3 separate regions of the Homo sapiens genome follow, and all the other regions are linked to region 1. The links are chromatin loops, found by intact Hi-C in ENCODE. Cell type or tissue: PC-9. All regions are shown on one strand. Links, peaks and the distances in the headings refer to the core of each region. The heading gives the core; the rest is flanking DNA. Region 1 holds the start of LOC107984940 (a long non-coding RNA gene). Region 2 overlaps THRAP3 (thyroid hormone receptor associated protein 3). Region 3 has its middle 6.5 kb from the start of CSF3R.

Region 1 (11,243 bases), core at 3,881-8,880:
CCTCAGCCTCCCAAATATCTGGGAATACAGACACGCACCACCTTGCCCAGTTAATTTTGTATTTTTGGTAGAGATGGGGTTTGTCATGTTGCCCAGGCTGGTCTCAAACTCCTGGGCTCAAGTGATCCGTCCACCTTGGCCTCCCAAAGTGCTAGGATTACAGGCATGAGCCACTGTGCCTGGCTAGAAAATGTGTTTTTAAAAGTTAGGATGTAGAATTGCCTAGCTATGTAGGCAAGGCAGGAGGAGAGGGGCCCAGTTGGGAAGCATAGCCCACAAGAGTATGAGGGCCTGAGCCAGGATGGTGGCAACAGGGATGGAGAGGAAGGCGTGCCAGGGCATGGTGGCTCACACCTATAATCCTAGCACTTTGAGAGGCTGAGGGAGGAGGATCATTTGAGCCCAAAAGTTAGAGACCAGCCTGGGAAACATAGTAAGACACTGCCTCAAAAAAAAAGGAAAAGAGGGTGTAGATATTGACAAGGCCGACTCTATTTTTGTTTGTTTGTTTGTTTTTGAGACGGAGTCTCCCTCTGTCGCCCAAGCTGGAGTGCAGTGGTGCGATCCCGGCTCACTGTAACCTCCGCCTCCTGGGTTCAAGCAATTCTCCTGCCTCAGCCTCCTGAGTAGCTGGGACTACAGGTGCTTGCCACCATGCCCGGCTCACTTTTGTATTTTTAGTAGAGATGGGGTTTTACCATGTTGGCCAGGCTGGTCTCAAACTCCTGACCTCAGGTGATCTGCCCACCTTGTCCTCCCAATGTGCTGGGATTACAGGCGTGAGCCACTGCGCTCCGCCGACTCTATGGGTCTTAGAAGCAATTGGATGAAGATCAGGGAAGGGGAATCAAAGGTGACATTCTGGTTCTGAGTCAAGTGAGTAGGAGAATGGTGGTGGTGCCCTCAAAAGAAATGAGAAAGTCAGGGCAGCACCTGAACTGTGGAGATTAGTTTAGCTACAGACAGCAAGTTGTAGGCACTGGTGGGCATCCTGGTGGGAAGTTTCAGCAAGGTGGTGGAGATGTGAGTCTGGAGGGCAGGGGTGGGGCCAGGGTAGAGTAGAGGTTAGACTCAGGAGTCACAGGCAGAGGAGTTGGTAGACAAAAGGGTGAGGAAGGAGATGCCTAATTAGCAGGAGGTGGGTAGAGACAGGAGTAAGGTTTGGAGACAGATGGCGGGAGAGGAAGGAGTAAGAGGCATTGAGATGGGAGAGGGAAGGGAAGGGAAGCCCAGGATGGTACAGAGCCATGAAAGACCTGGAAAGGTGAGAGTTCCATGGAGGAGGGGCAGCCTTCTGACAGTGTCAGTACTGGAGAGGTCAAGGAGGATACAGCTCAACAAAAGGTTTTGCAGTTGAGATCAGGCTGTTGACTTGACAGCATATTTCCTCTGGAGAAGTAACAGAAGAAACTATATTTCCAAGAAACTCACAAGGTAATCAAAAAAGAATGGCAGCATCACTGTCTTCCTTGGTCCATTTAAAAACTGCTGAGATGTATTATCAATATCTTTATCATTAGAGAGGCAAACCCTGAGGACATCACTAACTGGGCAAAATCTCCGTCCTTGTTTGCCCTCATGACTACCAGGGTTGTTTCCCTGGTACAGCAGCTCCTGAGTGTTCCCAGGGCTGCCTATTGACTTACTCGGATGTGCAGGTCTTGGAAGAAGATGAGGAGTGTCTGCCGGATCAGCTGGAACTCCCCTGCAGAGAGACCACCATATATCTGCCAAAGGCAAGCAGAAAGCAGCACTTCACTTTCCAAGAGGGATGAGTAGTACGCACCGGCAGGGCAGATGGGTACTCAGGGATGGGAGCCAGATAGGTAAGGAGAGGACTGGGCTGCTGGGCAGGAGGGGCAGCGGGGAGACCAGCAGTGCTGCCTCTCCACGGTGACAAAGCCTGTTACCCCACACCTGAGCAGGGGTACACTTCCTGTCTCCCATTCTCCACAGACCTGGAGAGCCTGTTCCCCAAGATTTAGCAGAACATCCACCACCAAGTCCCTTTCCGAAAAGTGAGGAGAAAATGGCTATGCTCTGTATATTGCTTTTCCAATTGTGAAGGCATCAGTAAGAGGACATAAGATGATGATGCCTGTTACATTACCAAAATGGACACGGATTGCTTTTCAGAATGTTCTGGGAGAGTGGCAGGCTTTGCCATTCCTCATCCTGTTCTCTCTGTCATAGATCTACCTGTTCTTAACAGAGGGATGAGAAAAAGTACTGGGGCTGAGAGGCGAGACACTGATGGCACTCTTACTTCTGTCAGCTGCCGCAAAGTCTCGTCCACTTGCTGCAGGATGGTTGGGGAGTCTCGGATGAATCCCTTGATGGTATCCAAGTGATTGAAAGTGACCAGCAGCACATCCTTGGGTCGGGGACACAGCAATACTTGATATTTGAAAGCCATGGTCATCAGGTCATAGAGCTGCCAACCCACACACAAGCAAAAGAAATGGGATCATATCAAAATCAGGTGTGAGAATCTCCAAACAGTGATTCAGTCAAGCATTTACTGAAAACCAACTCTGGGCTTGCCATACAGCTCGGGGGACCATATCACTTATCACCCAAACCAAGACACTTCTGAGAGTCAAGGCGGGTGCTTTTAATAATTAAGCCAGGAAAACAGGAGTAAGCCAGCACATTCCTGGGCAAACCAGGATTTCTGGTCACCTGATGTGTATTGTTAATGGGATACGTCTGAAATAATATTGGCAGCAGCGGAGTCCCAAAGTGAGCACTGGATCTGGAGAAAGAAAATGCAAATTTAAGTACTCCTTTCCTCCTAACTTATTGTATAACCTTGGCCAAGTTTCTTAACCTCTTTGGGCCTGAGTTTTCTCATCTGTAAAAAAATACTCTCTAATTTCCCAATGTTGCAGAGGTGCTGAGAGCAATAAATGAGGCAATATGTGTGCAAGTGGCAAGCATAGAGTTCTACAACTTTATAAGAATCATTTTAAATGATGAACTATGTGGATATCAACAAGCCATCTCCACATAGGTGTGGTATGACCATACATGAAAGATCAGAAGGGAGGAACTGGTGGGGACCAAAGTGGTGAAGGCAGGCTTTGTGGTACAAGTGGCCTTATATAGCCCTCGAGGCAGCTGCAGGATTTAAATTGGCTGAGGGCAGAGGAAAGACATTCCAGTTGAGGGAAACAGTACATGTGAGGGCCTGGAGGCAGCAATGAGTATGTTATTTTTCTGGGAGAAAGAGGAGAATGGCCTGAGGACAGTTTGTGTTGGGGATGGCAGGTAATAAAGCTGGGTAAGTATGGCAAATGAAGATGGCAACAATAGAAACTGGGGACTGCAAGAATGGGGAGGGAGGGAGGGAGGTAGGGGTCAAGGGCTGAAAAACTAACTATTGGGTACTATGCTGACTACCTGACTGATGGGCTCACTTGTACCCCAGACCTCAGGATCACGCAATATACCCATGTAACAAACCTGTGCATGTACCTCCTGAATATAAAATAAAAGCTGAATTATTAAAAATAGAATAAAGTTTTTGGGGAGATACACAATATAATTTAGACTAGATGTAGTAGAAGTTAGGGGGTTAAAGTTTTCTGGGCTGACATGATCAAAGTGGTGACTGAACGAGATCTGGCAATGATGAGCTGTGACAGAAGGGAGAGACTAGTTAGGGGGAGTAGCTAGCACCTGGTTCCTGAAAAGATTACAATAAATATCTACTGATTGCATGAATGAAAGAAATGTTGTTGGAGCAATCCAGACTTAAGGCCTGGAAAAAAGATAGTGGGAACGGAGAAGTCAGGGAAAGGAAGATCACGCGATATTTAGAAGGAAAAGCTGTCAGTAGGTGGTGACTGCCTAGATTTGGGGGATGATGATCAGGGTTGTCCAGAAGGACTGCACCTTTTCAGCCTAGTGCGGGTGGGGAGGGATGATGCTATTGATGGAGGAAAAGACGTCTGAGGGATGTGGGAGCGGAAGAGCCAGGAGAGAAGATGGACGGTTAACTTAAGGACATGTCTGGGGCAGGATTGAAACGATAAACAACTACCATCTGAGTGTCATGCCAAGCACGTGTATATATATTACCTCATTTGATCCCATTTATTCTTCACAAGAACTCTATGAGGTAGGTATTAGCCCAGTTTAATAATGAGGAAACTTGCCTAATTTCATATTGCTGGTAAGTGCAGAATGATATTTGACCTCAAGACTATCAGATTCTAAGGCACTTGCCAGGACCCTGCTACACAATCCCATTTCTCCTACCTGCAGCCAAACATTTCCACTTAGAAGGTGGCATACAACCAGAATAGCTAGCCAGATGCAGTGGCTCACGCCTGTTATCCCAGCACTTTGGGAGGCCGAGGTGGGTGGATCACCTGAGGTCAGGAGTTCGAGACCAGCCTGGCCAACATGTTGAAACCCCATCTCTACTAAAAATACAAAAATTAGCCGGGTGTGGTGGTGCGTGCCTGTAATCTCAGCTACTCAGGAGGCTGAGACAGGAGAATTGCTTGAACCTGGGAGGCAGAGGTTGCAGTGAGCCGAGTTAGTGCCACTGCACTCTAGCCTGGGTGACAGAGTGAGACTTTGTCTCAAAAAAAAAAAAAAAAAAAAAAGAAATTAAAACAAGCCCCAGAAAACAGGAATAGCCTGGTGTGTGTGCATGGGGATTGGGAAAGTACAATACTGGAGATACAGATTTGAGACTCTGCCATCATTGTCAAACATTAAGTGCTCGTATATAGGAAACCATGCTAGAAATAAAGAATAAAAACAGGTATAAGATGAAGGAATGCCAGTTCAGAGTAATTCAGTAAATTGGGTCTCACAGCTAGTAACTGGTAGAGCTAAGGCTTAAACTCAGCTTTTTTAATTCTAAGTTCTGTGTCCTTCCTCTATGGAAATTTAAACTTCCTTTTCTTTTCTTTTCTTTTTCTTTTTTTTTTTTTTTTTTTTGACATGGGGGTCTCACTCTGTTACCCAGGCTGGAGTACAGTGGCGTGAACACAGCTCACTGAAGCCTCAACCTCCCCTGCTCAAGCTATCCTCCTGTCTCAGCCTCCTGAGTAGCTGGGACTACAGTTGTGTGCCACTGTGTGACCAGCTAGTTCTTCTAATTTTTAGTAGAGATGAGGTCTCACTATGGTTTTTTTTTTAATATGTTAAAAAATATTAGAGACGGGTTTTTGCTATGTTGCCCAGGCTGGTGTTGAACTCCCAGGCTCAAGTGATTCTTCCACCTGGGCCTCTCAAAGTGCTGGGATTACAGGTGTGAGCTACTGTGCTCAGTCTCTAAACTTTTTTAAAGGCAGAGAGAGAAGAGCAAGCAGAACTGAAAATATAATTAATATTTATTGAACAGCTATATGCCAGGCCTAGGTATGTTTCTCACTTAATTATCCTAATAATTGATGAAGTAGCATTTATTATCCTCATTTTACAGATGAGAAAATGAAGGCTCAGAGAGTTAAAGTAACTTTTTTTTTTTTGTTTTGAGACAGAGTTTTGCTCTTTTTGCCCAGGCTGGAGTGCAATGGCGCGATCTTGGCTCACTGCAACCTCTGCCTCCCGGGTTCAAGCAATTCTCCTGCCTCAGCCTCCCAAGTAGCTGGGATTACAGGCACTTGCCACCATGCCCAGCTAATTTTTTGTATTTTTAGTAGAGACGGGGTTTCACCATGTTGGCCAGGATGGTCTCGATCTCTTGACCTCGTGATCCGCCTGCCTCGGCCTCCCAAAGTCCTGGGATTACAGGCATGAGCCACCGCGCCTGGCCGAGTTAAAGTAACTTTCCAAAGGTAAGTGGCAAGAGGTAAGAGGGCCCAGTTAAAGGCAGTCTGTCTCCCTGAGTCTTCTAAGTACCAGTAATAAGTGAGTGCTGACTCTGCAAGTCTAACTCCCACCATCAGTCATCATGATTTTTAAAATTTTTCTTTCTCTCTCTCTCTATTTTTTTTTTTTTTTTTGAGATGGAGTCTTGCTCTGTCCCCCAGGCTGGAGTGCAGTGGCGTGATCTCAGCTCACTGCAAGCTCCGCCTCCCAGGTTCACGCCATTCTCCTGCCTCAGCCTCCCGAGTAGCTGGGACTACAGGCGCCCACCACCACACCGGGCTAATTTTTTTTTTTTTGTATTTTTAGTAGAGACGAGATTTCACCATGTTAGCCAGGATGGTCTCGATCTCTTGACCTCATGATCCACCCGCCTCAGCCTCCCAAAGTGCTGGGATTACAGGCGTGAGCCACCGCGCCCGGCCCTCTCTATTTTTTTAGAGACAGGGTCTTGCTATGTTGCCAAGGCTGGTCTTGAACTCCTGGGCTCAAGCGATCCTCCTGCCTTGGCCTCCCTAAGTGCTGGGATTACAGGCATACGCCATTACACCTGGTCTTTTAAAATTTTTTTGTAGAGATTTGGTCTTGCTGTGTTGCCCAAGCTGGTGTTGAACTCCTGGCCTCAATCCCAAAGCACTGATATTAGAGCTGCAAGACACTGTGCCTGGTAGTCCTCTTTCACATGGTGGGAGAAGTTGTAAAGGAATTATTATTATATTTTACATTAACTAAAGACCAAACTTTAAAGATTTCATTAGTTTCCCCCTGACATCCTATTTCTGTTCTGAAATCCCATCCAGGACACCACATTCTATTCTGCTGTCCTGTGTCCTTGGGCTCCTCTTGGCTGGACAGTTTCTCTGACTCTCCTTGACTTTGGTGACCTTGATAGTTTTGAGTACTGGTCAGGTATTTTGTAAGCATGACCAACCAACAGTATTTGTGTGATGTTTTTCTTATGGTTAGCCTGGGGTTTGGAGTTTTGGGGAGGAAGACCACAGAGGTGAAGTTCCATTTTCATCACATCATGTCAGGGTACATACTGGCAACCTGACTCATCACTGTTGATGTTACCTTGACCATCCGGTTGGGGTAGTTTATCAAGTTTCTCTACTGTAAAGCTAATTATTTCTTCCCTCCTTTCCATACTGTACTCTTTAAAGTGCAGCCCCCACCTAAGGAGGGGGAGTTACACTCTCCCTCCCTGAGGGCAGAGTATCTACATAAATCATTTGGAATTCTTCTAAACAGACTTGTCTGTCCTCTGCCATTTATTTATGTGGAATTATTATTATTATTATTATCATTATTATTCAGAGGTAGATATATTCTTGAAGGAATTATTATTTAAAAAATCACAGCATCCCAATACTTTGTTTCCCAAAGAAATAGATATGTTCACATTATGAGTAAAGACTGTTTTTGAACTTGCTCTAAAAAATATCTGGTTTCTACATTGCAGAGCTGAGATTTGTGAAGAATGAGGCAGAATTAAAGTTTTGGGGTTGAGTGCTTTTTAAAAATTGTTTATTTATTTTACTTATTTATTTTTGAGATGAAGTCCTACTCTGTCGCCCAGGCTGGGGTGTAGTGGTGTGATCTCATCTCACTGCAACCTCCGCCTCCTGGGTTCAAGTGATTCTCCTGCCTCAGCCTCCTGAGTAGCTGGGATTACAGGTGCATGCCACCACACCCAGCTAATATTTGTAATTTTAGAAGAGATGAGGTTTTACCATGTTGGCCAGACTGGTCTCGAACTCCTGACATCAAGTGATCCGCCTGTCTCGGCCTCCCAGTGCTAGGATTACAGGTGTGAGCCACCATGCCCACTCAGGGTTGAGTGCTTTTATTGTGTTAAGGCATGTATTCCTGGGGTTCATAAATATGGGCATGAAAGCCAGCACTCTTGTCTGGGTGCAGTGGCCCACACCTGTAATCCTAGCACTTTGGGAGACTGAGGCAGGAAGATCACTTGAGCCCAGGAGTTCCAGACCAGCCTCGGCAACAAAGTGAGACCCCATTTCTACAAAAATTTAAAAATTAGCCAGTGTGGCCAGGCGCGGTGGCTCATGCCAGTAATCCCAGCACTTTGGGAGGCCAAGGCGGGTGGATCACCTGAGGTTGGGAGTTTGCAACCAGCCTGACCAACATGGAGAAAACCTGTCTTTACTAAAAATACAAAATTAGCCTGGCATGGTGGCGCATGCCTGTAATCCCAGCTACTTGAGAGGCTGAGGCAGGAGAATCGCTTGAACCCGGGAGGCGGACGTTGTGGTGAGCCGAGATCACGCCATTGCACTCCAGCCTGGGCAACAAGAGCGAAACTCCATCTCAAAAAAAAAAAAAAAAAAAAAAAATTAGCCAGTGTGATGGCATGTGCCTGTAGTCCCAGCTACTTGGGAGTCTGAGGCAGGAGAATTGCTCAAGCCTGGGAGATCAAGGCCGCAGTGAGCTATGATTGTACCACTGCACTCCAGCCTGGACAACAGAGTGAGACCCCATTTCAAAAACAAAAAAACACCCAAAACAAATCAAACAAATAAAACCCAGCACTCTCTTTGGGCAGGTGGAATGTCATAAACAACAGAGGGGTTGTTGTGGATGATTTCTGAGGTCTTTCCCACTCTGAAACTCAACAACTACTAGTATTTACACATGCCTGTTTCTTGCAAGGACCATTGCATACATCATCTCATGTGACCCCAGTCTATGATCATCCACAAAAGGTACAAAAAATGCAACCAAGATGACAAAGGCAGCTGTCTGCTCACCTTATCCATGCTGGCCTGGTTCAGTTTCATAATGGAGGCATGAGCCAGGCGCTCATAGACAGTCCTCAGGGCCTTCTTGGAGTAGAGCTCTTGAGGCTTGAATAATTCCTCCATAAACTTTCTATTGAACATGGTGGAGATGATGTCATTCAGAACTGCAGAGACAAGAGAGAACACAGCTGAGCAAAGTACTGAAGCAAGCCTATCCCGAAATGCTCTTTGTGTGCAGGTACAGGAGCTGAGCGTGTACAGTACAGAATTGGGATGCTGTATGCTTGGTGAGATCAGCTCCCTGAGGGGACCACACAGGTGTCCCGGTAGAAAGCAGGGCTCTGAGAGTGCTTTATGACACCATTTCAGGGAAGACATAAATGAAGACAAGGCACTAATGTGTTGTGCTTCAGAGATTATAAACTCCTTATATAAATATTATCTCACTTGATGATAAGAGGAATATTTCTTCTTTCTTTAAAAAAGATTACTGGCTGGGTGTGGTGGCTCACGCCTATAATCCCAGCGCTTTGGGAGGCCAAGGCTGGAGGATCACTTGATGCCAGGAGTTTGAGACCAGCCTGGGCAACATAGTTAGACCCTGTCTCTACCAAAAATTGAAAGCAATTAGCTGGGTGTGGTGGCGGGCCTGGAAGCTGAGGCAGGAGGATCACTTGAGCCCAGGAATTCAATGCTGCAGTGAGCTCTGATTGTGCTACTGTACTCCAGCCTAGGCAACAGAAGGAGATCCTGTCTAAAAAAATAAAATAAAATAAAAATAAAAATTCCTATAATTTTTAAAACCAAATCTAAACATTTTTACTTAAAATTAAATATTATAAAAATGGGACCAACAATGGTAATTGACTCTTAATAATACCTCCTGAAAATAGACAAGTCTACCCACTGGTTAGAGATTAAAACACTTGTAATGTTGCTATAAGACATGTACTTTGAATAGCACCATTTTTGAATGCCTTAATTTCCACATTTGATCTATAATCTTGATACTACAGTGTAGTGCTATATCTCACACTGCTGTTCAAATGGAAAATTTCCCTCTGGTGAGAAAGAAGTGTACAAACTAAAGTGTCTATAGTTTTAGGTCTTCATTCATCTAGATATTTTGCACTACTGAAATGAAATATCACTAGTTAAGGGCCAAGAAAACCCTCAGGTATGAGAAATAGGAAGAGGTATGGTTGAACATAGATTATCCTTAATTAAACCAGTTATCCTCGCCTAAATGTGAGCATATGTGGATACTGAGAATATACACTTACAGAAATTCAAATTTGAAAGAAAACTGGGTTACTTAAAATAATTATACAAAATCACTTATTAAACATGAGTGGTTATTATTGAAATATAGAAATTCCTTCTTCTTTTGCTGAACACAAAGGACACTCCAGATGACTGCCTGTGGCCATGTCTCTTTAGAGCAGAGGCAAGGTAGAGCAGTGAAGTGATTATTTTAGGCACTCTCAACCTGTAAGTAATTGACAGAAGTACCCGGAGGGCTCAGGCCCGCATTTTAAAGCATTTCAACACATTTTATGGGGGAAGGGGGAGCTGAGGGCTGGTTGTACTTAAATCTTAAATGGAAGAGCTACAGAGAGAGGGGAGAGGGGATACATCCCCAACACACACACCCCCGGTGACACAAATGAACTGACTGTGGCTCCATACAGAAATGCTAAACTCACACTTGACCTTTAGATTTTACACTAGACTTGATCCTATTACTCAGTGAGGGAGAACCAAATCCATTACCAACACAGGATGTCCCTGACATCTGACAATTTCAAACCATCCCAGCTTGCCCTTGATGTGCCCTAACATTTCCCCACCGTGGACAGCTTGGAGAGACATAGAACTCTGTCAGGTTTGCCTCATGCCTGACCACCTCCATTGCACTGAAACAAGAAAGAACCTGCAATAAACTGGGTTTTCTAACCTTTTTCTTACCATAGCCTACATAAAATGTAGCATTTGCAAGGAAACAGGCACAATTGAAAAGCCACACATAAGTCCTCAAAAGAGAGAATATGAAGAATTTTCCACAGACTTACGTAAGCCAGGGAGGAGGAGTGCCAAAGAAGAATTCAAGTTGAAGCATCACATCAACTCTGGTTAGGTTAATGCTTACAAAGGGCTGCTATTCACCTAGGTGCTGAGTCATTTCTCTGGGGTCTTTGAGCCCTTATTAGGAGCTAGGGAAATAGCTTACACCCAGATAAATCAGTTCTGGACGAAAGAATACCCCAAGGTGATTGTTAGCTACTCGGGCAAAGTGAAAAGCAAAATGAAGTCTTTCCCCGTGGGAAGTGAAGAAGCTCTGGAGCACCATGGCTCCTGGCGCCAGCATCCAGACAGTTCACCTGCTGGGAAGAGGACGGCGGGGTCTGTCCTTGTGGGCAGAGCAGTGAGTACAAATGCCCCCAAAGAGGAAATGGCAGTTTAATGGTTGGGCCACGACACCTAGGGCTCCCTCTTCTCGTTTCACTCTTTGGAAATAAGATGGAGGCACACGTTAACATGTTTTTGTCTTACAATTTGCTTCACCCAGCCCTTGGTTGAGGCAGACCTATTAGGTACCAGACAGTGAAATAAACACCACAGGCACAAAGAGGAAGGAGATGTTATCCTGGC
Region 2 (7,874 bases), core at 1-5,000, 180 kb before region 1:
CGCAGCAGCGAGCATGTATCATTGCAGTTTGTGGTATTTTGAAACATAATTATGCTCCTATTTTATGCTCTAAACACTCCAGTGGCTGCCCTCATTACCCAGAGGAAAACCAAAGTCCTTACTTTGATTGCAAGGCCCTGTCCATTCAGCTGTGTTTCTGACCTGATCTACCAACAGCTCATTGGTAACCGTTTGCATTGCAGACATTCTTTTTTTTTGAGACAAGAGTTTCGCTATTGTTGTCCAGGCTGGAGTGCAGTGGTGCGATCTCGGCTCACCACAACCTCTGCCTCCCAGGTTCAAGTGATTCTCCTGCCTCAGCCTCCTGAGTAGCTGGGATTACAGGCACCAGCCACCTCGCCAGGCTAATTTTTTGTGTTTTTAGTAAAGACGGGGTTTCTCCATGTTGGTCAGGCTGGTCTTGAACTCCCGACCTCAGGTGATCTGCCCGCCTCGGCCTCCCAAAGTGGTGGGATTACAGGTGTGAGCCACCGCGCTTGGCCAACATTGCAGACATTCTTATTTTTGTCTCTTCCTCAGACAGTCAGGCATGTTTCCTCCCCAGGGTCTTTGCATTTGCTGTTTCCTCAGATAAGGCCCAGTATACTCTTTTTCTTCCGTCTCTGCTCAGCTGTCTCATGAGAGAGGCCTTCCCTTAATGCGTGATATAAAATTGTATAACTTTTACTCCTCCAGGTGCCCTCATCTGCTCACTAGAATGTCAGTTCCAGGCATGAAGGGACTTTTAAATTATTGAACCTCCAGTGTTTAGAATAGTGCCTGGCATGTAGTCAGTACTTAATAAATTATTTGTTGAATAAGTGGACAATTAGTAATGTGTAGAAGGGAAGAGGGTCTATTGTGGAGTCTCCTTGCTAATACACTGCTGTTTGGCCAAAGGAGGTTCAGGAGATAGAGGCTGACAAGTATGCCTGTGGCTGGCCAGATGACATGCAGGACAGGCTAGGCAGGAGGAGGGCAACTGTGGTGGCAGGGGGTGACTCAGGGTTTCAGGTGTCTCTTCGCTGTCACAGAGTAACTAAAGGCCAGAGCCTCAGATTTGCTTATTCACTCATCGCAACAATGGGGAATTGAAGACTTGTTGGAATGATAAAATTCTTGCCAATATCCAAGAAGAGGTTAATTAATAGGAAATATGATGGAGTAATAAAATGGGAGATTTATGTGTGTGTACTTTTGCCATCTGGTTAGAATTAGAGGGAAAGATGGATGTATTGGAATAGATTGTGTTTTTTTGTTGTTTTGAGACAGAGTCTCGCTCTGTCACCCACGCTGGAGTGCAATGGCACGATCTCGGCACACTGCAACCTCTGCTTCCCGAGTTCAAGGGATTCTCCTGCCTCAGCCTCCCGAATAGCTGGGATTACAGCCATGTGCCACCATGCCCGGCTACTTTTTGTATTTTTAGTAGAGACATGGTTTCACCATGTTGTCCAGGCTGGTCTTGAACTCTGGACCTCGTGATCCGCCCGCCTCGGCCTCCCAAAGTGCTGGGATTACAGGCATGAGCCACCACGCCCGGCTTGGAATAGGTTGTTTTTTAAATTCAACATGTTACAGCATAAGAGCAGTTTGCAGTCCTGTAGCAGACATGGGATTTCCCTCACTAGCTAGGCAGAGCTGACTGATGTGAGCCCTCTGTGCCTCTGGAGTGAGGAATCAGGGGAAGAAGTTTTGGCTGATGTAACCTAGGCTGAATTAGAAGAATACATAGCGAGAAGACATGAAAAAGTATTTTGAGTGAGTTTTTTAAAGTGCTATATTTGTACTTACATTAATAAAGAAACACATACCGACATTGTTATTTGGTAAAGGATCTGAATACTAAGCCTCATCTGGATAAAACAGTATTATCCTGTTAGTAATTTTTTTTTTTCTTGAGGCGAAGTCTCACTCTGTCCCCCAGGCTGGAGTACAGTGGCGCGATCTCGGCTCACCGCAAGCTCCACCTCCTGGGTTCACGCCACTCTCCCACCTCAGCCTCCTGAGTAGCTGAGACTACAGGTGCCTGCTGCCACGCCTGGCTAATTTTGTTTTTGTATTTTTACTAGAGACGGGATTCCACCATATTAGCCAGGATGATCTCGATCTCCTGACCTCGTGATCCGCCCGCCTTGGCCTCCCAAAGTGCTGGGATTATAGGCGTGAGCCACTGCCCCTGTAATAAGAATAACAACAAAGTTTTGATAAGGCAGGAGTGAGGACATCTAATTACCTACATGAGCTTGCTGGTCTTGGAACTTGTTTTTCCTGTTTGTTTTGGAAAACGCTGGACATAGCTTTGATGTATGACCATGTTCATAGATCTGGGAATAGACAACTGGAGCAGAAGGGAATTTTTGTGCTTTTATGGGTAGGTACGGAGAGTTACTTTACCTTGAAATGCATTTGTTAAATTCATTTTAATATACTTCTGTTCATTGCTTTCTTATTTTAAACATCTGATTTTTGTCAGGTTCACCAGGTTGAGTTTTGTGGAGCTTGTGAATTAGTCTTGCATAATGAAAACCTTAGCACCTGAAATATTGCCAGTGAAAGTATCAGGTTACAGTAAGGAAGGCTTTTGCTTTCCATACTGTAGGAGGTTAGATGAATGAAAACCTGTCAGACAGAGGCAGACCATCTCATACTTTGAGAGAAAAGCTTGGGTCCTTTTGGAGTAAAGCTGAGGGCTAAAGTAGGGTTTGTGTTTATAGATTTTGAGCATCAGTAACAGAATCTGCATTTGGGTAGCCATTTTATCACTACTTATTTTCTCTCATTTCAGAAGTGTATGCTGACTTGTAAAGTGAAGAAGCCAGTGGTGCTGCGGGTGTTCTTTTGGGGTAGTGTCTGGGATCCAGTACGAGTTGAATCATTGTTCAAATAAGGTAAAAGCATGGTGGTAAAAGAAACTAATAACTTCACTAATTTGTAAAACCAATCTTACGTTAAGAATTGATTATTTCGAGACCAGCCTATGCAACATGGTGAGATCCTGTCTCTACAAAAAATAAAAAAATTTAACCAGGCCTGGTGATACACATCTGTGGTCCCAGCTACTTGGGAGGCTGAGGCAGAAGGATAGCTTGAGCTCAGTAGTTGGAGACTGCAGTGAACCATGTTCATGCCACTGCACTCCAGCCTGGGTGACAGCAAGACCCTGTCTCAAAAAAAAAAAAAAGAAAAGAAAAAGAATTGATTATCCAGATGATTCGTTAATGGAAGTTCTGGGTTCTTATGAAACAGTATTCGTTTGAAAAAGGCTGTCGGTAAACTTGACATCTGTAATCATTAATATTTTGGGAAGCAGTCCCTTTTCATGCTTATGTTACTTGGATATATACTTGTTTTAATTAAAATTGGGGGCCAGGCGTGGTGGCTCCTGACTGTAATCCCAGCACTTTGGGAGGCCAAGGCAGGTGATCACTTGAGGTCAAGAGTTCGAGACCAGCCTGGCCAACATAGTGAAACCCCGTCTCTACTAAAAATACAAAAATTAGCCAGGCATGGTGGCAGGCACCTGTAATCCCAGCTACTTGGGAGGCTGAGGCAGGAGAATCACTTCAATGCAGAAGGTAGAGGTTACAGTGAGCCGAGATCTTGCCACTGCCCTCCAGCCTGGGCAACAGAGCAAGACCTTGTCTCAGAAAAACAAAAACAAACAAAAGCTGTATATATTTGCAAAAACACTATAGTAGACATACCAGACCATCAGCTCCCTAGGGCTCTTTATGAAAAACAGCAGTCCTTCCCCACTCCCCTTCCCAGCCCCTTAGAAGCAGTCATTTTCAACTCTCCAGTTCCTTTTGGTATATCTCTCTAAATAATAAGCCTCTTTTGCTTTACAGTGTTTGTTATTATTTATTAACTTCACTCCTTAAATAGTGGTCGTTTTTGGTAGGCTTACCTGACCACCTCACATGCCAACATTAATTGTCACTCTGGGGCCAGGCACCTGGCTCACGCCTGTAATCTCAGCACTTTGGGAGGCCGAGGCGGGCGGATCACAAGGTCAGGAGATCGAGACCATCCTGGCTAACACGGTGAAACCCCATCTCTACTAAAAATACAAAAAATTAGCCGGGCGTGGTGGTGGGCGCCTGTAGTCCCAGCTACTCTGGAGGCTGAGGCAGGAGAATGGTGTGAACCCAGGAGGCGGAGCTTGCAGTGAGCTGAGATCGCACCACTGCACTCTAGCCTGGGCTACAGAGCAAGACTACGTCTCAAAAAAAAAAAAAAAAAAGGCACTCTGGTTATAATATAATTTTAGTCATGGCAGTATCATGGTTTACAACATTATTATGATTACGTAGCGCTTATTCACAGCCCAGTCATTTTACATGTTGTGTTTACTTTTCCTTTTTTGTACAACTATTTGTTTTCTGTTTTTAATAATCTTTTTGTCTATTTTGCTTAGTTTCTATGTCTTTATCAGTAATTTCTCCCTAAACTCTAACCATAAGTGTAAATCTTCCACAATACATTTAAGCATTTTGGCTATATTATAAATTTTATCTTGGGCTAAGCGCAGTAGCTCACACCTGTAAGCGAAGCACTTTGGGAGGCCGAGGAGGGCAGATCACTTGAGGCCAGGAGTTCGAGACCAGCTGGCCAACATGGTAAAACCCCATCTCTACTAAAAATACAAAAATTAGGCCGGGTGCGGTGGCTCACGCCTGTAATCCCAGCACTTTGGGAGGCCAAGGCGGGCAGATCACGAGGTCAGGAGATCGAGACCATCCTGGCTAACACGGTGAAACCCCATCTCTACTAAAAATACAAAAAAACTAGCCAGGCACGGTGGTGGGCGCCTGTAGTCCCAGCTACTCGGGAGACTGAGGCAGGAGAATGGCGTGAACCCGGGAGGCGGAGCTTGCAGTGAGCTGAGATCGCGCCATTGCAATCCAGGCTGGGCGACAGAGCGAGACTCCATCTCAAAAAAAGTAAAAATAAAATAAAAAATTAGAGCCATTTCTGTAAGCAGTTCATATGCTATTCCAAAAGGAAATCCCAGAGAGACGAACTACACTGATCACATGTATCTGGACTAAGTTCTGGTTGAGTGTGTGGATCTACCTGAGGTGGAGTTGGTGTCTCTAGATAGCTTCGAGTAGTATTTTAAATAATTTTAAGTGGAAGCAACCGGTCGGGTTCTCCTTGATTTCTTTTGTAAACTTAGATGATTAGTATGATCCAAAATGGTAGTAGATCTTTAAATCATTTTTGGTCTCTTACGTAGAGTTGTGTTTGTATTTAAGACATCTCCGCTGCTCCCCCAAACTCATGTGGAGAGTTACTGCAACAGGAAAGGCTTAGTGGGTAGAGACTAGAAATGGCAAGTATAAATGACAAATCTAAAAGTGACTGGACAGTACTAGATTGGGTTCTCAATTTGAAGATATAATCATCGTTGTTCTCAAGGACAGTGCTGCTCAAAAGAAGAATGTGAGCCACATGTCATTTAATACATTTTAGTAGTCACATTTAAAAAAACAGATGAAATAAATTTGAACGATATGTTTTATATAATTCAATATATCCAGTACATTCTTATTTCAACATATAAGTGATATAAAGAATGGTGAGATATTTTACTTTCTGTTTATACCAAGCCTTAGAAATCCCATGTTTATTTTATACCTGTAGCTCATCTCAGTTCAGATCAGCCACATTTCACGTGCTGAGTCTACATATGTATTGGATGGTACAGTTCTAAGAGTTCATACTTCTGAAGGAACAGATAAACTAGTATGATTAAGTTAATGAATGATGGCCTGCCACATTCCAAACATAATACAAAACAGTGATATAGTAATATAAAACAAAATAAATCTAACACACACGTTTTTTTCCTCCTCTAAACCTCCATGTGATCATCTTTGGGAAGATGATTTGATCTTAAAAAGACCATTGTCTGTAAAAGCTGTCAAACAGCTTATTTCTCCTACTGTAGTTCTATCCAGGCTTTATGTAGAACTCTTTGTAAACAGTGGATGTCTGTATATCAGTATGGGGGTGATCTGCAAAGAATGTCCATGGCCCACTGGCTCTGAATCCCATTCTCAGTTTCTTCAATTAGAATCTTGATGGATGGATATTTTTTTAAAGTTCTGTAGGTGATTACAGTATTTATCAGTGTTTAGCCCAAGGCTTTAATAGTAATGCTTCTATTTTATTTTATTTTATTTTATTTATTTATTATTATTATTTTTTTTGAGATGAAGTCTTGCTCTGTCTCCCAGGCTGGAGTGCAGTGGCGCGATCTCGGCTCACTACAAGTCCACCTCCCGGGGTCACGCCATTCTCCTGCCTCAGCCTGCCAAGTAGCTGGGACTACAGGCGCCCGCCACCAGGGCCGGCTAATTTTTTTTTTTTTTTTTTTTTTTTGTATTTTCAGTAGAGATGGGGTTTCACTGTGTTAGCCAGGATGGTCTCTATCTCCTGACCTCGTGATCTGCCCACCTTGGCCTCCCAAAGTGTTGGGATTACAGGCGTGAGCCACTGCACCCGGCCTATTTTATTTATTTTTTGGAGGCTCTGTCGCCAAGGCTGGAGTGCAGTGGCTTGATCACGGCTCACTGCAACCTTGACCTCCCAGGCTCAGGTGATCCTCCTGCTTCGGCCTCCTGAGTAGCTGAGACTATAGGCACAAGCCACCATGCCCAGTTAATTTTTGTATTTCTTGTAGAGATGAGGTCTTACTATGTTGCCCAGGCTGGTCTCAAACTCTTGGGCTCAAGTGATCCACCCGCCTTGGCCTCTCAAAGTGCTAGGATTTCAGGGGTGAGCTACTGCACCTGGACAATAATTCCATTTTTAAAAATAGTTAAGTGTCATGATTGGCTGCTTAATTTAGCTTAGAAAAGATTTATCATAATGAGAGCTGGAAGGAAACCACAGGTCGTTAGTTAATATAGATTATAGTGTCTTTATTAAGTTAGGAAAGCTGAGAATTTCTCTTAAGAATTGAGAAGAAAATATTCCCCAATGGTAACATACTCATTTAAAATGGGGGCTAAAATTACTGTTACTGTCCCTGAGAGACATAGGAGAGGAGCCTCTGGGGTGAATTGAATATTTTTTTTAAGCCGCCAGCTGTGCTATTCATTTTGTTTCCCCAATGATTAATTGCATAGATGATCCTGAGCTTAATAGACACGCATTGACTGAATTCTCAGAGGAGTATCTCAAGTTGCTTACACTGGGGATGTTTTGATGAAAAAGTTCTAAGTGAACTTTTAGCTTGCTGTTGATTTTCCCTGCTAACATCCAGCATCGAAGAGATTTGTCTTCCAAAGGTGAATGTGACCTTTTGACTTAGGTCTTTCTTGATAATACGACCTTTCCTTCTAGCACACCTCTTCAGTGTGACACATGCTAATTTAGCCAGGAAAGATATAAAATGCTTTATTGCTGTGTAGGAAGATACCTGATCACTTATTACTTGTAGGCAGATTTGGTTTTTGTTTGTTTGTTTTTTTGAGACGGAGTCTCGCTCTGTCGCCCAGGCTGGAGTGCAGTGGCGCAGTCTCAGCTCATTGCAAGCTCTGCCTCCCAGGTTCACGCCATTCTCCTTCTTGTAGGCAGGTTTTAATAAATAGCAAGAAAATAGAATCAGTTATGAAATCTGTTTACTCCCAGGGAAGTTCCTAAATCTCTCCCTCCAACCACTCTGGTTCTGTGGCTAAACATAGTTTAAGGTGTTTACTCACTTGTGTGTCAGGCACTGTGTATGTGCTTCCTTAATTCTCCTGGCAGTCCTGTAAGGTGTAGGTCACATTTGGAAGATGGAGAGAGTTAAGTATTTTGTCCAGGAATGGGTGGCAGAGCCAAGATTGAACCCAGTTCGTTTTTGCTACCAAAGCCTCTAC
Region 3 (11,243 bases), core at 1,411-6,410, 51 kb after region 1:
GACCAGGGCTGTAGTTCTAGTTCCAAGTCAAATGACCTGACTGCCTGCTGCAACCCTCCCAAGATATCCCACAGGCTCTGCTCGCTCAGTGAGTCCCATGGACTCTCTTCTTTCCAAATATAACCAGAATCCTGGGTATTCACTGTAAAGTTCAACTTGGCTCTACGTTTGAATATTTTTATGATAATATTTGGAAAATATAAATATAACTGAAACCAATACTAGCCAGCTCCAAGCTACCCTCATCTATTGCCTAGATAATCGCAATAGCCCCCTGCCTGCTCTCCTGCTTCTATTTCATCCTTGTTCCCGCACCTGTCTGTAATTCCTTCAGCAGCCAGTGCGATATCAATCAAACAGAAGTCTGATCAGCCCATCCTCGTCCCAACCTTTCCAATGGCTCCTGTCTCATTCAGAGTCAAAGTCAAAGCCCTTTGGATGGTCTACAAGGCCCTACAAAACCTGGTATCCCTGTTACCTCCTGGATCCCTCTCCTGTTATTCTCCCCCTTGCTGCCTTGCTCCAGCTACTCTGTGTTCTTTGCTTCTTGAACTTGTTATGCTGTCTCTTGCCTCAGGGCCTTTGCACTTGCTGTTTCATTTGCCTGGACTCTTTCCCCCGCAAATAGCTACATGGGCTGGTCCCTCCCCTTCTTCAGGTCTTTGCTCAAATGTCACTTTCTCATTGAGGCCTTCTCTGAGCACCCTTTTCAAAATTTGCAAGCCCCTTCCCTCCCACTCCCTATCTCTCTCTCCCCCAAATCCCTTTTCACCATCTGATATTGGCTGTCTCAATCCCCACTAGACTGAAAGTTCCATAAGAGCAACAGTTTTTATCTGTTTTGTTCAAAACTTTATCTCCAGTGTCTATAACACTGCTTGCCACACAGTAAGGCCTCCATGCGTGTTTGTTGAATGAATGATCAACTGGATGAATCTTCCCCCACTTCACCAAATCTGTCTCTAATCCCCACGTACCTTGTCATGGTGAATTAACCACCATCCCCTCCTCTCCCTAGTCATGCAGCTCAGGGACTCAGGAGTCATTCCTTACAACCCTTTCTCCACATTCCCATGTCCAGTCAGTTCTTTTAGTTCTTTTTTTTCTTTCTTTCTTTTTTTTTTTTTGAGACAGAGTCTCACTTTGTCACCCAGGCTGGAATGCAGTGGCGCGATTTTGGATCACTGCAACCTCTGACTCCCAGGTTCAAGTGATTCTCCTGCCTCAGCCTCCCAAGTAGCTGGAATTACAAATGCCTGCCATCATGCCTGGCTAATTTTTGTATTTTCAGTAGAGATTGGGTTTCACCATGTTGGCCAGGCTGGTCTTGAACTGCTGACCTCAAGTGATCCGCCCACCTCAGCCTCCCAAAGTGCTGGTTTTATAGGCGTGAACCACCGCACCTGGCCTTCTGGTCATTTTAAATTTATTTTTTATTTTTATTTTCATTCTTTTTTTTTGAGATGGAGTCTCGCTCTGCCACCCAGGCTAGAGTGCAGTGGCGCGATCTCGGCTCACTGCAACCTCTGCCTCCCAGGTTCAAGTGATTCTCCTGCCTCAGCCTTCTGAGTAGCTGGGACTACAGGCACGCACCACCACGCCCGACTAATTTTTTTGTATTTTTAGTAGAGACAGGGTTTTGCCATGTTGGCCAGGCTGGTCTCGAACTCCTAGCCTCAAGTGATCTGCCTGCCTCGGCTTCCCGAAGTGTTGGGATTACAGGCATGAGTCACCGCGCCTGGCCCCAGTCAGTTCTTAATGAAGGAGAATGGGCCTTTTGTTCATCATTCAGAGAACTTGCTCCTGGAGCAGGTGCAGGGACACAATGGTGAGACACAGTTTTAGTTCCTGCCTTTATGGAGCTCCCGTCTCAGCCTTGCCAATGGCCCTGCAATCCTTCTCCTCTCCCTGTCTTTCTTCAGAGGCCCGTCGTCACATCCTAACTCCTGAACCGGACATGCAAGTTACCCTCGCCTCCCTCTCCTGCCTCACCAGCCCCTGCTTCCTCAGATCCAGCCCGTCATGCTCCGGTCATGCCAAATTCACTAGTATTTCCCTGCCTGCCCCAGGCTCTGGAACAACCCTGTGCCTTTCTTCTGCGGAGCGCCTGTCACCTCCTGCTGGCTGAGTCCTGTTCCTGACCCAGTTCAAGCATCCAGCCTGAGCTCAGCATCCCTCTGGGCTTCCACACCTTAGTCAAGCTGAATTAGGGGCCCTTCTCCCCATTCATCCTGTAATACTGTAGTAGGCTGTTGGCCGCCTGCCTCCTCCATTATACTGTGAACTCTTTGAGGGCAGAAACTGTATTCTCACCTCTGCCTCTCTAGCCTCAGTACAGTGCCGGACACACAGAGGATACTCAATGCATATCTGTTGGGCTGCAGAACCTTGGAGATGGTGTTTACCTCTTCCAAGCCTCTGTTTCCTAATCTGTCACAGTGATAATAACTCCTCCCAGGGATTTTGTGATAATTAAATTAGCTATCAGAAATACAATGCCTAGTATGGTAACCAGCGCATAGTAGGTGTTCAATAAAGTTGCTTTCCTTTGTTCCCTTCTGCATAATTCAATATTTAGGAGGGAGATTCTACTATTCTCCTTTGTGCTCCATTCTCTGTTGAGGACCTGCACCAGGAAATGGAGCTGCAGCAGCCAGAATAAAAGTTAGATTTAAGGAAATGAAAGTTAGATTTAAGGAAGAGCTTTCTTTAGAGTGTACTGAGGTTAAGATGATGAGCTGAGGAGTCAGGCTGCTTCAATTTGCCACTTGCTGCCTGTGTGACTCCAAACAAATGTTTAATCTCTTTAAGCCTCGGTTTTGTCATCTGTAAAATGGGGCTAACAGTATTGGCTTCATAGGATTCTTGAGAGAAATCAGTGACCGTAAGGCTTGTGGAACACAGCCAGGAACACAGTAAATGCTTAATAAGTGTTTACTATGGTGCACTGAAGAGCACAAGACAGACGAGGAGTCATCCCCTCTACCCGCACCCAGTGTCGGCTTTGTGGATACTTCCTCTTCCAGCTGTCCTGCCTCCCGCCCCTCCTCCATCAGACAAGGCCTCTGTGTGTTGGAAACCCTGGGTAAGGGAGTGCTGGTGAGGGAACCCTATTCTTGGCAGCCTAGCTACTGAGCCCCGAGTTGTTTCTGTTTCTGTTACTGCCTGTGATGTGTGGGGCTTCTGGGTAGGTCAAGGAGCAGCTTGTTTCAGAGGGGCCGGGGCGGGGTCCAGGTGGGCAAGCTGGGGTGAGTGCCCGGAAGTTGAGGCTGTGGTGCTCAGCTGCCAGGGCCGGGGTTGGCTGGAATACAGCAGGCAGCTAAGATTGTGCAAACAGGTCATTGTGCAAACGCGCCCCTGTGTGTGACCTCGATTGTGCAAACAGGTGTTTACTGGAGGCTGCTCCGCTTGGACAGCCCACTTACAAAAAGCCCTTGAGCTGTTGACTTAGAAAGAAACTGGACACTCCTTCTTCCCTGAACCCACCCTGAACTTTCCGCCTCCTGGCCTTTGCTCAGGCTGTTCTCTCTGCCTCGAGTGCCCTCCCTCACCTCCACCTCAACTTGCTGAAATTCTACTCATTCTTCAAGGCTCAGAGAAAATGCCACTAAGTCTTTTTTTCTTTTTCTTTTCTTTTTTTTTTTTTTGAGACAGAGTTTCATTCTTCTTGCCCAGGCTGGAGTGCAGTGGCGCGATGTTGGCTCACTGCAACCTCCTCCTCCCAGGTTCATGCGATTCTCCTGTCTTAGCCTCCCAAGTAGCTGGGATTACAGGCGCCTGCCACCATACCTGGCTAATTTTTGTATATTTAGTAGAGAAAGGGTTTCACCATGGTGGCCAGGCTGGTCTCGAACTCCTGTCCTTAGGCAATCCGCCTGCTCGGCCTCCCAAAGTGTTGGGATTATAGGCGTGAGCCACCGCACTGGGCCACTAAGTCTTTTTTCATAAGCTTTCTCCTCATTTGTAGAGTGTGTCCTGTGGTATACCTTCAGTGTCCTGATGATGTTTTACCTTATGGCGCTTTCCAGATCTGTAACTTCAAGGATCTTTCCTTATTCATCCCTGAAAGGTTGGGAAGCTGAGGCCCAGAGAGGGAACGTGACCTGCTCATGTCCCACAGCCATTTTGAGGCTGAGCTGGGCTCTAAATAAGGCTTCTGCATTTTCTGCCACACTCACCACCACTCTTTCAGGCCCCATCCACCTCTGACCTCGGACCTTTGCTCTAACCACTTGGTTGAGGTGGGAACTGAACAGATGGGTGGGACTTGTATGGAAGAGGGGAGGTATGCTGGGCAGGGGAACAGTGAGAACAAAGACATGGAGGCTGGAATGGGTGCCATAACAGAGGTAGAAGGTGGCCCAGGCCTGGGAATGACGGTGGTGGTGGTGGTGGGGAGGGAAGGCCTGCATTCTAGACCCACAGATGATATTGATGCTGCATGACCCTGAGTAGCACCTCATAGTCCTGCCTCTCAGACCCCCAGCTCCCCTTGAAGCTCCACACACATCAAAACTAAACACGCCTCCCAGCTGAGCTCCTCCATGTTTTCTCCTAAAAACCTGCTTTTCTGTCCTGGTGAATCCAGAAACTTAAACTGGTCCTGAACACCTCCCTGCTGGTCACCCCCTACATCCAGTCTGTCGCTCCTTCCAGTGCGATTTGTCCCTTCTCTCCCACCTTATGGCCCCTGCAGGAAGCCAGTCCATCATTGTTGTCTCCTTGGATGACGTCTCGGCTTCCTCCTGGTCTCCCTGCCTTCATTCCTGGGATACACCCTTGCTATACTTAGCTGGAGTGCTTCTTCCAAATTGTGAATTCCAGTATGTCACCACCCAACAGAAAATTGGCTGGACGCTGTGGCTCATGCCTGTAATCCCAGCACTTTGGGAGGCCAAGGCAGGTGGATCACCTGAGGTCAGGAGTTCGAGACCAGCCTGGCCAACATGGTGAAACCCCATCTCTACTAAAAATACAAAAATTAGCCAGGCGTGGTGGTGGGCACCCGTAATCCCAGCTATTCGGGAGGCTGAGGCAGGAGAGTCACTTGAACCCGGGAGGTGGAGGTTGCAGTGAGCTGAGACCATGCCACTGCACTCCAGTGTGGGTGACAAAAGCAAAACTCCTTCAAAAAATAAAAAAAAAAGGCATCCATCCATTGGTTCCTCGCTGTCCATGGGCTAAATTTCTAAGTCTTCCTCATGTCCTTTGAGGCCCTTCAAAACCAGACCCTGAAGGGGTGGCCTGCCCCTCCACACCTGTGGGTGTTTCTCATCGGACTGACAAAAGAGAGAGACACAGAAACAAAGTATAGAGAAGGAAAAGTGGGCCCAGGGGACTGGTGCTCCAGAGGACCCGCGAAGGCACGGGTCTCTGAGTTCCCTCAGTATTTATTGATCATTATCTCTACCATCTCTGAGAGGGGGTTGTGGCAGGACAGTAGGGTAATAGTGGGGAGAGGGTCAGCAGGAAAACATGTGAACAAATGTCTCTGTATCATAAATAAGGTTAAGAAAAAGGTGCTGAGCTTTGATGTGCACATACATAAACATCTCAATGCATTAAAGAGCAGTATTGCCACCAGCATGTCTCACCTCCAGCCTTAAGGCGGTTTTCTCCTATCTCAGTAGATGGAACATACAATCGGGTTTTACACCGAGACATTCCATTGCCCAGGGAGGAGCAGGAGACAGATGTCTTCCTCTTATCTCAACTGCAAAGAGGCCTTCCTCTTTTACTAATCCTCCTCAGCACAGACCCTTTACAGGTGTCGGGCTGGGGGACGCTCAGGTCTTTCCCTTCCCACGAGGCCATATTTCAGACTATCACATGGGGAGAACCCTTGGACAATACCTGGCTTTCCTAGGCAGAGGTCACTGTGGCCTTCTGCAGTGTTTTGTGTCCCTGGGTACTTGAGATTAGGGAGTGGTGATGACTTTTAACAAGCATGCTGCCTTCAAGCATTTGTTTAACAAAGTGCATCCTGCATAGCCCTAAATCCATTAAACCTTGAGTCGACACAGCACATGTTTCTGTGAGCACAGGGTTGGGGGTAGGGTTACAGATTAACAGCATCTCAAGGCAGAAGAATTTTTCTTAGTACAGAACAAAATGGAGTCTGTTATGTCTACCTCTTTCTACATAGACACAGTAACAGTCTGATCTCTCTTTCTTTTCCCAACATTTTCCCCTTTTCTTTTAGACAAAAACACCATTGTCATCATGGCTTGTTCTCGATGGTCGCTGTCTCTTCGGAGCTGCTGGGTACACCTGCAGACTGGGGCCTGCCTCTGGGGAAGGATTAATATGAAATTTACAATAGTAGTACTTCCGATGGTCTTAACCCACGTGACAGGGTTAAGATTTGTGAGGCCATCAGCAACTCCCGCGATTACCTCAGTTCCTGGTACCAAATTTAAATGGGCTTTTGATGCTTCGAAAATTTGTTCTTTTAATTTGGAAATGTCTAAAGTGGGATTATCTTCTCTTCCCTGCAGATGGCGTCTAACCATGTCCCAGTGATGCTCAGACTCATTATAAACTCGGGGTGTAATACAAAAATCTGATGTATCCCAGTCACACTGTAACTGGAAACGATGTTCTAGGCTCATGAGCCTATCTCCCATCAGGATTATCCATCCATGTGACTGCCTGAATTAAGGGCGGGAAAGGCACATAGGCCCAGTAGGTATAATTAGCTGCAGCTGCTCCTGCAGGCATGGGGAGACTTACCACAGTTGATACAATCATCAAAGCTGCAAGCAGCATGTTCTCTGGAGTTTGTGTCACCTTTGTGTTCTCTAGGCTTTTTTTTTTTTAGTTAACTGTGTCAGCTTCTTTAATTGTGCCCAAGTCGGCGCCTCCACCTTCTTGGTGGATGGCAACTTCATCTGTTCTTCTGACATCACCATTCTGTTCATCTTGTGAGTTGATGGTGCTTGATTGCAGTGTCTCCGTCTCCGTGGAGGCGCTTTTCTTTGCATCTCCAATGGGTTCATTGTAGAACTTCAAATGTCTAGTGGGTATCCAAACAGGAAGCTGATTTTCTCCTGGTGAAACACAAGCAAAACCTCTCCCTTACGTTACCACCTTCCCTATTTCCCATGTCTTATTTTTGTTGTCTTTCCACCAAATCAGTTTTCCTTCATATGGGCTCTTCTTTTTAGTAAGATGTTGTTCTGCAGAAGTAGTAGTCTGATTTCTATAAATGTTTAAAAAATTTAAAGTATAGAGGGCTAGATTAAGTTGCATCTGAGGAGTGGTACACTCCTTACTGTCTTCCCCTTCTTTCTGTTTAACTAATTGAGTTTTGAGTGTTCTATTAGTTCTTTCAACTATGGCCTGTCCTTGGGAATTATAGGGAATTTCTGTTGTATTTAGGTTGCAGTGAGCTGAGACTGTGCCACTGCACTCCAGTGTGGGCGACAAAAGCGAAACTCCTTCAAAAAAAAAAAAAAAGAAAATCATCCATCCATTGGTTCCTCGCTGTCCATAGGCTAAACTTCTAAGTCTTCCTCATGTCCTCTGAGGCCCTTCAAAACCAGACCCTGAATCCTTCCTCACCCTGCAGCCTCATCTCTCTCTCTTTTTTGTCCAGGTCCTAATCCCTGGAACCTGTGAATATGTCACCTTACATGTCAAAAGAACTTTGAAAATGTGATTAAGCTTAAGGATGTTGGGATGAGGAGATTATCTTGGATTATCTGGGTAGATCCAAGAGCCTCATCTCTTGATACTCCCTTTCCCAACTCCTCTTCTTCATTTTTAAAAAAATTAATTAATTTTTTATTTTTTTTGAGACAGAGTTTCGTTCTTGTTGCCCAGGCTGGAGTGCAATGGCTCAGTCTCGGTTCACTGCAACCTCTGCTTCCTGAGTTCAAGCGATTCTCCTGCCTCAGCCTCCCGAGTAGCTGGGATTACAGGCATGTGCTACCACGCCCTGGTAGTTTTGTATTTATTTATTTATTTTTTGGAGACAGAGTCTTGCTCTGTTGCCCAGGCTGGAGTGCAGAGGTGCAATCTCGGCTCATTGCAACTTCCACCTCCCGGGTTCAAGCGATTCTCCTGCCTCAGCCTCCTAAGTAGCTGGGACTACAGGCATGTGCCACCACATCCGGCTAATTTTTTGTATTTTTAGAAGGGATGGGGCTTCACCGTGTTAGCCAGGATGGTCTCGATCTCCTGACCTCGTGATCTGCCCGCCTTGGCCTCCCAAAGTGCTGGGATTACGGGTCTGAGCTACCGCGCCTGGCCCTCTTCCTCTTCATGAACCTGACACTTCAACCATTCCAGTTACTATCATCGTCTAATCATGTGCTGCTTTTTTCATGGCTCCAGGCCTCTTCTCATAGTTTCCCTCTGCTTCAGAATGTCCTTCCCTTATTTCTATGTCTGAAGAAATCTCTTTCATCCCTCAAAATCCAGCTGGCATGTCACCTCTTCTGTGAAGGCTTCCCAGATTTCCCAGGCTGCATTAGGCGTTGCTCCGAGATGCTCTGTGAAGCCTGGGATGGATCCGTTACCTCAGTACCCAACATGAGGTCTGGCATGGAGGAGGTGTCCATGAAAGGTTGCTGTACAGTTTGGATGTTGGACCTGGATTTTCAGGCCTTGGGGCCCCTGTGGCCATCCAGTTACCTACTGAGAGATCTGGAGGTCTCTTCCAACATGTGGCAGCCAGCACTGCATTCTCCTGCTTCCCTGGTGCTCAGCTGAGCAGGATTTCCTTCCTTTGATTGGTGCCCCAAAATGAGAAATGAATTAATTAGGACGTCGTTGATACCGAATACTGGTGGGCAAAACACCCCAGCCTCTCTCCCCAGGCTGCAGAGAGGCTGGGATGGCTGCCCAGATGCTCTCCCGGGGCCTGCCTCTGGGGAAGGAAGCAGAATTCTAGCTTTGAGTGGGCAGAAGAGAAGACTTCCCCTCCCTCTTATCCCCTGCTTGTGGTCTTCTGGTCAGGAGGGCCTTATCTCTGCTCTCCGGGCCTGGCCTGCCGTGGTATGGCTGGGGAGGGGCATGGTCCTGGTGGTCGGGGTGATGCGGAATCAGAGACTGAAGGGAGATGAAGCTCGTATGCTTATCTTGGCTCAGAGGAAACCTATTCCCTCTACAACCCTGTGGCAGGAGGATGGGGATGGGTGCGGGAAAGAGTCCCTAGGCCAGGCCAGTTACTGCCCTATTAGTGGGCTTCCTTGGGTGAGGGAGCTGGACCCATCTTTCTGGGGTCTGAGGCCCCCTTTCCCATCGGGCAGCTGGTTTATGTCCCCACAGCACTGGGGTGGGCAGGTGGAAGGGAGAAGACAGGGCCATTTTTCCTAAAATTCTTGCCAGGAAGAGTGGCCAAGAGAAGTCAAATGACCTGTGTAAGGACAGAGAGAGGCAAAGGCAGGTTCAGAGATTCTGGGATCAGAGCCTAAGGCCAGCATTCTCCCCTGCTTCCTGGGGAGTCTGACCTGGATCCTGAGAAGGAAGAGGAGTTTCCAGAGGTAGCCAGTCTGCTCCTTTGGTCCCATGTCCTCTGCCATTGCAGCCTGGAACCAGGGGACACAGATGGGGGCTCCTGCCCATAGATAAGCCTCTAGGTTGGGGGGCACAAGGGAGTAGAGGGATGGTGGCTTTTGCAGCCTCCTTGTGGTTATACTGTTCTTATGAGTGGTCTAGACTGCTGAGGTGAGGCTGGATGTGTTATCTCTATCACATCTCTGACCTCCCAGGCTATTCTATGTTTCCTGGAATGTCCAGTTTATTCAATTCATGCACTTATTTATTTACCCACTCCCGTGCCCCATGAGCTCTTCTTTCTATTCACCCTCTCACTCACCCATTTATTCACCCATCTACTTACCCATTCATTCATCTATGCACCTACCCATCCATCCATCCGTCCGTCTGTCTGTCCATCTGTCTGTCCATCCATCTGTCCGTCCGTCCGTCCATCCATCCTTCCATCCAACCATCTAACTATCAACTCAGTCATCCATCCATCATCTACGCATCCATCTGTCCATCCGTATATCTATCCACCCTACCATCCATCCATTCACCCACTAATTCATCCATTTATTATCCATGCATCCATCTGTCCATAAGTCTATCCGTCCACCCACCACTTATCCATCCATCCATTTACCCATCATACTCATCCATTCATTCATCCAGCCACCACCCATGCACTCACCTATCCACCCATTCAGTCATTAATCCAGTAAAAAATTTTGAGCACCTACTACCAATCAGGCCCTGCACTTGGACCTTAGGGTAGTGTGTAAATAAAACCCCAGGCTGTAATGGTCTGTGGCAAGCAAACTTTCTCACAGGACCTCTGAATGCCTGCCATCCCTAAGGATACCACACTATCACCCTGCAGCCCTTATGAATGGAGGCAGCTCCTTCTCCCAAACTCCAGGAACCAGAAATGACAGGATCCAGAAATGTGGTTGGATTTCCTCTTGATTCCAGATGTGTTACATGCAGATGTGACTCCAGTATCCTCATTTAAGGCTCTTGCTCTATGAAGCTGCACCACCTTCTACGACTCCCCATCACCCTCCTGCTGGCCTCCAGTTACTTGGCTTCTGTCTTTTTTTTTTCAGATGGAGTTTTGCTCTTGTCACCAAGGCTGGAGTGCAGTGGCACGATCTCATCTCACTGCTACCTCCGCCTCCCGGGCTCAAGTGATTCTCCTGCCTCAGCCTCCCGAGTAGCTGGGATTACAGGTGCCTGCCACCATGCCTGGCTAATTTTTGTATTTTTGGTAGAGATGGGGTTTCACCATGTTGGCCAGGCTGGTCTCAAACTCCTTACCTCAGGTGATCCACCCGTCTCGGCCTCCCAGAGGGCTAGGATTACAGGCGTGAGCCATGGCACCCGGTTGGCTTCTGTCTCTTGACATGAGTAGCCCCTCACAGTCTTTCTCTCTACTCCCATCCTGCCACCATCTGGGGGAACTTTACTGGCCACAAGTGTGCTGTGCTGACCCACTGGTTTTCAATTCCTTGACTGGGTTATCTCTAAGGGCTTTTCCATTTTAGACACCCAATATCTTGTTTACATCATGGACCTTGCCATCACCTGGATCTGCTCAACCTCTAGAACCTTCCACTCCAACACCTCCTCTTTGTCCATGGGCCTCCCTCCGTCCATCTCTCACCCCCTCACCCCCACAGCTCCTGCTCTCTAAACTCGGAGAGGCCTCCAGGCTCTGCTCCCTCTATTTCCTCATCTATCACCTCCTCCTCACT

The links. Peaks named below come from ENCODE experiments on the same cell type or tissue, not always from the same donor. Only the 100,000 strongest peaks of a DNase experiment are listed, where the experiment ranks them.
Region 2: a loop joins it to region 1, with 18 times the contacts of the local background. A loop is called at or near these places in 1 of 110 quality-filtered maps.
Region 3: a loop joins it to region 1, with 4 times the contacts of the local background. A loop is called at or near these places in 1 of 110 quality-filtered maps.

Annotation. Positions count from the first base shown.
Region 1 is chr1:36,430,156-36,441,398 of GRCh38, forward strand. OSCP1 (organic solute carrier partner 1) reads right to left here. Exons shown (of 10, transcript NM_145047.5): 2 at 8,601-8,755; 3 at 2,267-2,434; 4 at 1,647-1,727. LOC107984940 (a long non-coding RNA gene) reads left to right here and starts at 5,710. Exons shown (of 3, transcript XR_001737976.2): 1 at 5,710-5,798. In PC-9, for the core only: no CTCF peak of the experiment used is centred there; a DNase peak (open chromatin) is centred at 6,946; H3K27ac peaks cover 3,313 bases.
Region 2 is chr1:36,256,594-36,264,467 of GRCh38, forward strand. THRAP3 (thyroid hormone receptor associated protein 3) reads left to right here. Exons shown (of 12, transcript NM_005119.4): 2 at 2,789-2,891. Among named protein-coding and RNA genes, the nearest start is that of THRAP3, 36 kb to the left of the region's middle. RefSeq lists silencers at 1,017-1,076, 4,106-4,262. In PC-9, for the core only: no CTCF peak of the experiment used is centred there; DNase peaks (open chromatin) are centred at 988 and 2,268; H3K4me3 peaks cover 2,434 bases; H3K27ac peaks cover 3,956 bases.
Region 3 is chr1:36,483,752-36,494,994 of GRCh38, forward strand. No RefSeq gene overlaps it. Among named protein-coding and RNA genes, the nearest start is that of CSF3R, 6.5 kb to the left of the region's middle. RefSeq lists a silencer at 8,877-9,171. In PC-9, for the core only: no CTCF peak of the experiment used is centred there; DNase peaks (open chromatin) are centred at 3,030 and 3,370; H3K4me3 peaks cover 655 bases; H3K27ac peaks cover 2,415 bases.